Linked DNA regions of Mus musculus: region 2 is linked to region 1. The links are chromatin loops, found by intact Hi-C in ENCODE. Cell type or tissue: left cerebral cortex. All regions are shown on one strand. Links, peaks and the distances in the headings refer to the core of each region. The heading gives the core; the rest is flanking DNA. Region 1 holds the start of Rbm24 (RNA binding motif protein 24). Region 2 has its middle 54 kb from the start of Rbm24.

What was found. Peaks named below come from ENCODE experiments on the same cell type or tissue, not always from the same donor. Only the 100,000 strongest peaks of a DNase experiment are listed, where the experiment ranks them.
Region 2: a loop joins it to region 1, with 4 times the contacts of the local background. A loop is called at or near these places in 8 of 42 quality-filtered maps.

The regions. Positions count from the first base shown.
Region 1 is chr13:46,415,891-46,420,275 of GRCm38, forward strand. Rbm24 (RNA binding motif protein 24) reads left to right here and starts at 2,410. Exons shown (of 4, transcript NM_001081425.1): 1 at 2,410-3,308; 2 at 4,385. The coding sequence starts at 3,141. In left cerebral cortex, for the core only: no CTCF peak of the experiment used is centred there; DNase peaks (open chromatin) are centred at 1,897, 2,454, 2,673, 3,068 and 1 more place; H3K4me3 peaks cover 2,143 bases; H3K27ac peaks cover 1,957 bases.
Region 2 is chr13:46,361,832-46,366,216 of GRCm38, forward strand. No RefSeq gene overlaps it. Among named protein-coding and RNA genes, the nearest start is that of Rbm24, 54 kb to the right of the region's middle. In left cerebral cortex, for the core only: no CTCF peak of the experiment used is centred there; DNase peaks (open chromatin) are centred at 1,821 and 2,223; H3K27ac peaks cover 850 bases.

The sequences.
Region 1 (4,385 bases), core at 108-4,107:
CCCTTCACTGTCCCCCCACGTGTGTATGTGTGTGTGTGTGTGTGTGTGTGTGTGTGTGTGTGTGTGTGTACAGAGACCAGAAGCTGGCCAAGATGTGCCAGCACAGTTAGCATTCGTGGCGATACAGGGATTTGAACTCAGGTCCTAGCACTTGCACACCAAGCATTTTTCCCACTAAGCTGCTTCCTCAGTCCTCGAAGTAAAGAGTGTATTTCTTCCCGAAGGCTGAGCTCTAGGATAGTCTATCCCGTTGTGGGGGTAAAACCTTCCTCTTAGCTCTCTCCACTTTGCCTAGAGACCACCATCCAAATGCCTGGCTGCACTCCCAGATACTCTCTTTGCCTGCAGGCTGGGTTGGCTTCTTACCCATGTAGGAAGACAAGTCATCCAATGGCACACAGTGTCTGGGACTTCTTAGTAGACAAAAAGCCTCCCCTCTCAGAGGCTTTTGCCCGCCTGCGCTTCAGTGAAGTACTATAATTGTGAAATGACACCGTAAGATGAATATTAAATACTCGAAAGCATACGTCTTCTGTGTCAGGGTCTGCTTTCTTACTTTTAAAAATTATCTTTTGTCCTTCGAGCACAGAGTCCCTTCTGAACTAGTACTTCACTTAAACAGCGACAAAGATTTATATTTTCACACTGGGGCCGGCGTCTACAACAGTGGTTCTCAACCTGTGGGTCGTGACCTTCCAAGACCATTGGAAAACACAGATAGTTTGTTACTATTCATAACAGTGGTAAAATTACAGTTAAGAAGTCGCAACAAAAATAGTTTAGTGGTTGGAGGATCACCACAACACGAGGAACTGTATTAAAGAGTCAACACTTCGTATAAAATACTTACATTATATAAACTGCTTAATTTTTCTCCCCAGGATTAACCACAGCGAGATTTCTTAGTTTTCCTTTTCTCTCACTGAGGATTCAAACTGACCCCGATAACCTCGGGCAGCCTCCTGTGGAAATCAGCAAGATGAATTGAAGATTTCCTACCAGAATATTTGCTAGTAATTCTCATTCACCTTTGCACACACCACATTCTTCATTGGCTGGGGTTGACAGCTAAGGTGCCCTGGAAAGTAACTGGGGTATGTCTGTGGGGCTCTATCGGTTAATACACTGACCTGTTTAAAAGGAAATAAAAGATGTAGCTCAGGGGCAACTAGTGTTGGGACTACACTGGCCTCTCGGAGCAAAACCCGCTTGTGCAGTGAGGGCAGAGAGTGAAATGTTCTGCTTACATTAAATACTTTCATCGGGGGCCTGGGGATGTAGCTCAGTCGGCAGAGTGCTTGCCTGGCAGGAAGGAAGCCCTGTGCTCCTTCCCAAAGCTTCCCATAAACCCAGAGAAGGGGCACATGCCCGCAGTCCCAGCATTCAGGACTCTGAGACAGAAGAATCAGAAGTTCAAATTCAAAGTAATCTTTATGATACACCGGAAGTTCAAGGACAGCCTGGGATACACAATACCCTGTCTCAAAATAAGGGGGAGGGGTATTTTAATCTAAACCTTAAATATGATGGGCTGATTTCAAAGCGTCATTAATTTAAAGCCCTATTGAGCATAAGAACTGCCAACGAGCTGGCTTAAATTAATAAACATATACTACGTTTAGTGTATTCTATCTATGCTTCCAGAATTGCTGGTAGAAATCCATCGTTATGTAACAGCCCCCACCCTTTTAAAAGAAATCATACTTTTTACAATTATATCCGGATAAATAAATGAGGTCAATTCACTAACCGTTCTGCAATTCAAATAGAAGGAAATAGATTCTTTGCTTAGTGGGGAAAAAAAAAGGCGGAGGTGGGAGCGACTTGTGTTGAGACAGACATTGTACCCATCTTCCTGAATAACTAAGTTAGGCAGGAAGCACAAATTTGATGATCGTGGGAGGTACAGTACTAATTCATGGTCCTCTGCAGTAGTCAGCAGGGCCAGATGAATACAGACACCCTTTGCTAGCTGTGAGCCATTAAAGCCAAAGTTTTTCTCAAGCATTCCCAAATGCTAGGGGCTATTATTATTATTCACCCCACCACATAACATCCCTGGGGCTCTTCCTCTTGGTTACCCACAGCACCAGCTTTTGGGGGCTAAGAAAACTTGAGAGTTCTTCTCACGGTTCAGACGCTAGAGACAGATCTCCTTGGTCCCAGGTGTTTGGGAGGGGACTGGCCTCTGTACAAACCACCCCAGGCCCCGGGGGACTCTCAAGTCAACTGGTCGTGCCAGCGAGGCCTAGCAAGAAGCTAGCGTGGTCTGCTTCGGAGCGTCAATCAGCTCACTCTGGGTCCCTGCGGGAATCGCCAGGGGTCTTTGCGACTTTGACCAGTAGGAGCAGGCAACAACAGAGCCAGGCCGCCTCCAGCCGTTTCCAACTCTGCCCCAGCAACAGCGCCAGAGCCCCAGCCAGGCGACCCAGCGCCCGCGCGCGGGGAGAGAAGCAGCTGTTCCCAACAGCTGGGGGGCGGCGGCGCCGGGCGCCCCAGGTGCTGTCCCGGCCAATCGCAGGCGTCCGGCCCGCCCCCTCCCCAGCCGGGCGTCGACCCCCAGGGCCGCTGGGGAAAAAGGAATAGAGGGTTGGAGAGCGGTCCTCCGTCCGCACTGGTGTGGCAGCTACTAAGCAGAAGGGACGGTTCCCAGACCGAGCCGGGCCCAGCACCGCGCCCCCAGCTGCCACCTCCGCGCCCCCGGGACACGGTAGCCTCTGAGCCAACCCCCATCCCACTAAGCCACTCGATTTTTTGAGAAAGAACCATCTACCTCTTCTGGACTTGGAGACCACCACCCTCTCTGCATTTAAGAAAAAAAATATTTTTATTTTATTTTTACTTTCACGCGGCGTGAGTGCAAAAGGCTCCCACAGTCCGCGGCTACGGAGCTGGTTACCCGGACGATCCGGAAGGTCTGGACAGTGACCGGACGCGGGGACTGGAGCAGAGCGCCTGGGCGAGTGTCGGGGACAGTGGGCCACTTGGGAAGCCGCGCGCCCAGCGCCCACGCCGCCCCCTCGCCCCCGCGCGCGCCCTCGGCCCCCGGCGGCCGCCGCGCGCTGCGGGAGACGCGGAGCCCGAGGACCAGGCGCAGCCGCAGCCGCAGCCGGAGCCCGAGCCGCGGGGCGGGCGCGAAGATGCACACCACCCAGAAGGACACGACGTACACCAAGATCTTCGTGGGAGGGCTGCCCTACCACACCACCGACGCCAGCCTGCGCAAGTACTTTGAGGTCTTCGGAGACATCGAGGAAGCGGTGGTCATCACAGACCGGCAGACCGGCAAGTCCCGGGGCTACGGATTTGTAAGTTACGTGGAAGAAGGACTCAGGGTGGGTGGGGAGCAACTAAGAGAGGTCCTGGCCAAAGCGATCAGGCCAGCAGGGAGCAAGTGGCCCCAGGCCCTGGGGAGGCAGAGATTAGGATAAGGGGCACAGTGGGACCTCGCGGGACGCCCGTTCACTCGGAGCTAAGCTGAAACTTTAAGTGCGATGGGGCTTGGAGAAACGAAGGGCCGTGGCTGCCTCGTGGGGTACAGAGAGGACCTGAGGCCATGCTCTTTCGGTGGCCCCGAGAGCCTGGGAAGGAGAGATGGGAGATGTGGAGAGTTGGGAGGGAGGAAGCAGAGCCCCTCACTGTGGATTCCCAGGTTGGAGGCTGGTTGTTAAGTGAGCTGGTGCTTTGTTTAAAAAAGAAAAAAAAAAAAAAACAGTGTGTGTGTGTGTGTGTGTGTGTGTGTGTGTGTGTGTGTGTGTTGTTTAGGCCCAGGGAGGGCTAGAGCTAACACACACACACACACACACACACACACACACACACACACACTCACACACACACACATACACACACACACACTTTACATCACTATCTTTTAAATTGCAAAGGTAGATTCTAAAAGGAAAAGAAAAAGCTGCACCTCTGGGTGTTTGCCTAACTGAAACAGCACATTAAGCTTCCTGGAGATTTAAAGGGGCGAATTCAGCAGCCCAAAGAGCTGAGAGCCCAGGAGCAGGGCAATCGCTATTGTCGCTGGGGAGTAACCAGCTGGTTTGGGGCTGGACTTTGTTTAAAGCCCACAGTACCTCTGGGGCCCCGGTGGGAATGTAAAAGGTAAATCTCCGCGCGAATTCAGAATGGTGGCTCCCAATCTCTGTTAGGCCCCACATTAGCACCCTTAGGACTTTGGGTGGGGGGCGGGGGAGATCCTTCCTTCCTTTCTTCTTTCTGCTTTTTTTTTTTTTTTTTAAGGCAGAGAATGGAGAGTTAATGTTCCCAACCCCTCCCAAATAAGAAAAGAAAGCCAGCCAGCTCGGTGGCTTGAATCCTTTTCCTTCAGGGGTTAACTGAGGGCTCTGTGTGTCTGTCTGTGTATGTTGCTAAGG
Region 2 (4,385 bases), core at 63-4,062, 54 kb before region 1:
TTTCTATTTTTTTTTTAAAGTCTCCTCTGCTAGTCCAGATAGATAATCTTAGCACCCTGGGGCTGCTCATGTCTGTGGTCCGTCATCATCCAAGTTCTCTGGGCAAAGCTCTAAGGATTAGGAAGGAGTGACTCCCACCTTGTTTATTTCCCCAGTCTCTGCTGCTGGCTTTATTGCAATAGAGTGGAGAGACCCTGCGGGTGTAAACCCTAATATCAGGCGAAGAACTAGCAGCACAGGCAGGTTGCTGCCTCTGTCAACAACTCTAGACTTACGATTTCCCTCAAACCTCCAGTTGTAGAACAGCTCAGGGCATACGCTCTTTCCTCACAATATTTGGAAAGGGCCAGACAGAGATGGTTTAAACATCCTGCCAGGGATACAGTTATTCTAAAGAGACTCGTGTGCCCTGCCCCTCAGCTCTCAGAGACAACCGAAGCAGTGGATCCTGAGAAACTGGAGCCTCTTGCTGGGGAAATGGAAAGGTTGGAGCCCAGGGGCCAACCGGAGGAGGAGCTTGTCTCTTAGAGGTTTCATGCAGCTCTGACAACGCGTAAGGCCACCTTGCGGGAGAGACTGGAACCCAGGCAGGAACAGTCAAAGGGGGTGGTGAGCTGGACCACACCTTGACCAGGACTGCTTAGTAATTGTTCCTGTCCTTCTATTTAAACCTAAACCTTGATGTCAAGGCCCTGTAGATGGACTTGGGGGTCCTTGGACCCCTTTGTTCTTTTTCCTAATGTGGTTATGTTGAATCCATCTCCTTTCTCTGCTCTTTGGCATTATTTGCTTCTCTGTCTACCCTAGCCATAGAGATCAGGATCACAGGTAAGCAAAACACAGTAGAGCTTTGATGCCACCCCACTTTCTTGGAATGTTCTGCCTCAGTTTTATTCTGCCCCTCCTATCCAATCTAGTCAGTCAGTGTTCCCTTAGCACCCTAAGTTTTACTCTTCGTTTACACTAAACTGTGGGAGACTTATGACCTTTCATGGGAAAAGCAACAAAGCAGAGAGGCCTTTTGATGGTGAAGTCCAGCCACTGTGGAGTCCGAATGAAGGAGCGAGACACTGGGATGAGGGTCTGTTGTTCTCTACCATCCCTCTAATCTTTGGGCAATCATTCCTCCTCCACTTGATGCTGACTAGCTAAAGTCTTTGTCCCAGTGATGAGAACAATTATTCCTCTTTATTACTCCGATTGGTGGCTTGCTAGGGAATCCCTGCCTCAGTTGAATTCTCGCTGGGGTAAAATATATAATAACTCCTATTAATTTTCTCTGCATTAAGATGGGATTCCTGTGTGACTCAATCTACTTGGTGCTAACAGCTCAGCGTGGGAAGAAAGAAGGAAGAGAAGAAGAGAAAGAAGAAAGAGCCAGAAAGAAGCCATAGCCACAGACAAAGAAGGTTCAGAAGACAGTTTTCCTGGGCTCTGAAATTCTAACCCCCATCTGGGGATTTGTACAGATTGCTCTGAGAGTGTTCACATTTTGAGAAGAGATCTGACAAGTCAAGAGAATTCTGAGATGGGGCAGAGAGAGAGAGAGAGAGAGAGAGAGAGAGAGAGAGAGAGAGAGAGAGAGAGAACAGCTTATCAGCAACAGTAGAAAACCAAAGAAGGATGAGGTGGTGGCTTTCAGGGGCTTGAAATGCCGCCATGAATAAGCACCTCCTAGGTGAGATCTTCCTCCAGCCAAGAACAAAGTTAGACAGGCAGAAGTTAAGGAAGCGGAGCTAGAGAAAATGTTGGCTCGGGAAATGAATGTAACAGCTACTAGATAAAGATGGGAGGAAAACAACTTTCCCTTTCACCAAAAATCTTCTGAGAGAGGCTGTTCAGCCATCTGTTTGCAACGCTATAGAAAGAAAGCGTTTTCCTGGCTGCTGGTGGACTGATTTGATTTTTGTTGGGACTCTTGAGTCGAAGTTCCACATTTGTATGAATTCTGACTTGCATACCGTAGGGCATTGTGAGCCAATGCACAGTCAAGGTAAGGTCGGTACCTATACCACTGGACTCTAGCATAGCCCCCTAGGTCCCATGGCCTCCCTGCCGTCTTTAGGCCTAGCATCTGTCTCCACAGCAGCACGTGGTCTGGGTTGCTTCGTCTCTAGGCTTCTTGCTTGTGCGTGTTTAGTACTCTTTGTTGTCATTAAGCATGAGCAATGGATTTTTCACTCAGCAGCTTTCTCTCCCAAGCACTCTTGCAAAGAAAATGATGTGGCCAATTGTTTATTCCATGGATAGCCTTTTTCTGTCCCCAGAATGTGGCCAACATAACCATGACTCACGTTCACAGGACAGAAGGGCTGTTCTGGCTCATGCTTTTACTTCTTTGGGCCAATTGGAGAGTTATTTATAAACATTTATTGATTTGGATTCATAAACCCGAGAGAGAGAGAGAGAGAGAGAGAGAGAGAGAGAGAGAGAGAGAGAGAGGGAGAGAGAGAGAGAGAGAGAGCTTGCTGTGCTCATTGCTATGGTAACTAGCATCTCTCACATATATTGGCCAACTGTCATATCTCAGAACAGAACTCCAAAGCCTACCTGTAGCTGCTGGCTACATATTCACCCTTTTTCATTTTTCAACTGAACTTCAGTGTTCTCTCCCCCACTGGCTCCCAGTGATGGCACCACACTGGGGCAGAAGCATAACTGATTCCTGAGGTGATTCTTGGGCCTCTCTTGGGGGTATTCTCCTGATGACTTCTAATCAGTTTTCATTGTCAAAGCTAAAGAGATTCTCACCCAAAGCTGAGCTTTGCCACGTGCCCCATCAAGTTGGGGCTCTATTCTTCATCGACAAGGAAACCATATTGTAGCAGAAGTGTGGGAACAGAAGTATAAAGCAACAGAAACGTGTTCTGACATGAGTCACACGAAACAACATAGGTGAAAGTGAAACTCTACATAGAGGACGGTAGCGGCAAAGCATGCTGGGAGGAGCAAAGGCTGACAAAGAGATGGAAGTAAATAAATACTCAAAGAAATACTTCCTTTTTCCTTTATTTGTTTCCTTCTCTCCCTCCTGCCCTCCTTCCTCCTCTTTCCCTCTATCTCCTTTGCTCCCTCCCTCTCTCCTTCCATGCCTTCCTCCTTCCTCCCGCCCCTCCCTTCTTCCTTCTTTCTCTCCTCTCTCTTGAGATGAAAACCATGCCATGTCAAAGAGCTGTTTTAAGGAATCAAGAAGAGAGTTATACAAAATGCCTAGAACAATGTCAGGGATTATCCTGTGTGTGTCAGAATGGTTTCTTTGAAATAATAAATCTTGTTTTTGCCAGAAAAAGACCCTGACTTTTTGAAAGAGATGAAGATTATGCAATTTTTGGCTCTACTTTTAAAGACATAATAAAAATTTACTCACATACAACCAGGCAGAGATGTCTTCTACAAATTCAAAACTTAGGCTTACAAAAAACAAAAGCAAAAACAAAAAAAAATCTAAAACAAAAACCTATCTCTTTAGTGCGTCATTGCCTAACATTACTGTCTGACTGTTCTTTCTCCCTCCAAGTTCTGATTGTGTGTCTCTTGACTGCCTCTCACATGGCATTGACTTTGGAACATTGTCAAGCACATAGATCAATGGTTAGTCACTCTAGGCTAGCCCCATGAAATTTGATCTCCTAGACTGATACTAGGATGTATAAGCCATGTGACTTCACACAGAGATATACGTACCATTTATAGGACTGCTCCCAGGTTTATGACTTATGAACATGGGGATTTTGATAAGTTCTAACTTAAATGATTGCCATAAAAGAGGAGGAAACCAGGGTGGATGAATAATATGCTCTTACATGTTGCATCAGCAGAAATATTTCAGAGAAAGCTTTGGTTTGAGCCAGGGATGTGTCAGAATCAAAGGTTTGGTTCACATTTTTCTACATTGAGGGAGCACAAAAAAAAAAAGTTTCTACATTTGCCCCTTTGTCCTCACCCTTGTAACTCAAGTTCTAGGTCAAAGACACACATACTTTAATTGACCTAAGACTGTAACTTTGATTTTTTCAAAGTCTTCTTTTAATGATGGTTCTTAGATGCTTTAACCTCCCTTCTAGCCTACCACCCACCAGAGGTAGTGGAAAAGAAAGGGTGGGGAGGGAGTGGACCTGTTTAGAAAGGTTCTTTGTTGCAACTTCTGTCTGTGTCATCTGGAAATTGGCAGTTCAGTTCTCAGGTCAGCAGTGGCAGCTTAATCCACTCGATAATACTTTGTGGATACACCAGCGGTCTAGTTCGGTATTGTCAGGATAGCAGCAGCTGTGGCATGACCTAGAAGGGAACAGTCAGGCCTCAGCCAAATCGGCGCACATATCAGCAGGAGGGACCAAGGGGGAAGGAGAAGTTCTCTGCTGTGCCTCACTCAGTGAAGGGAAGAT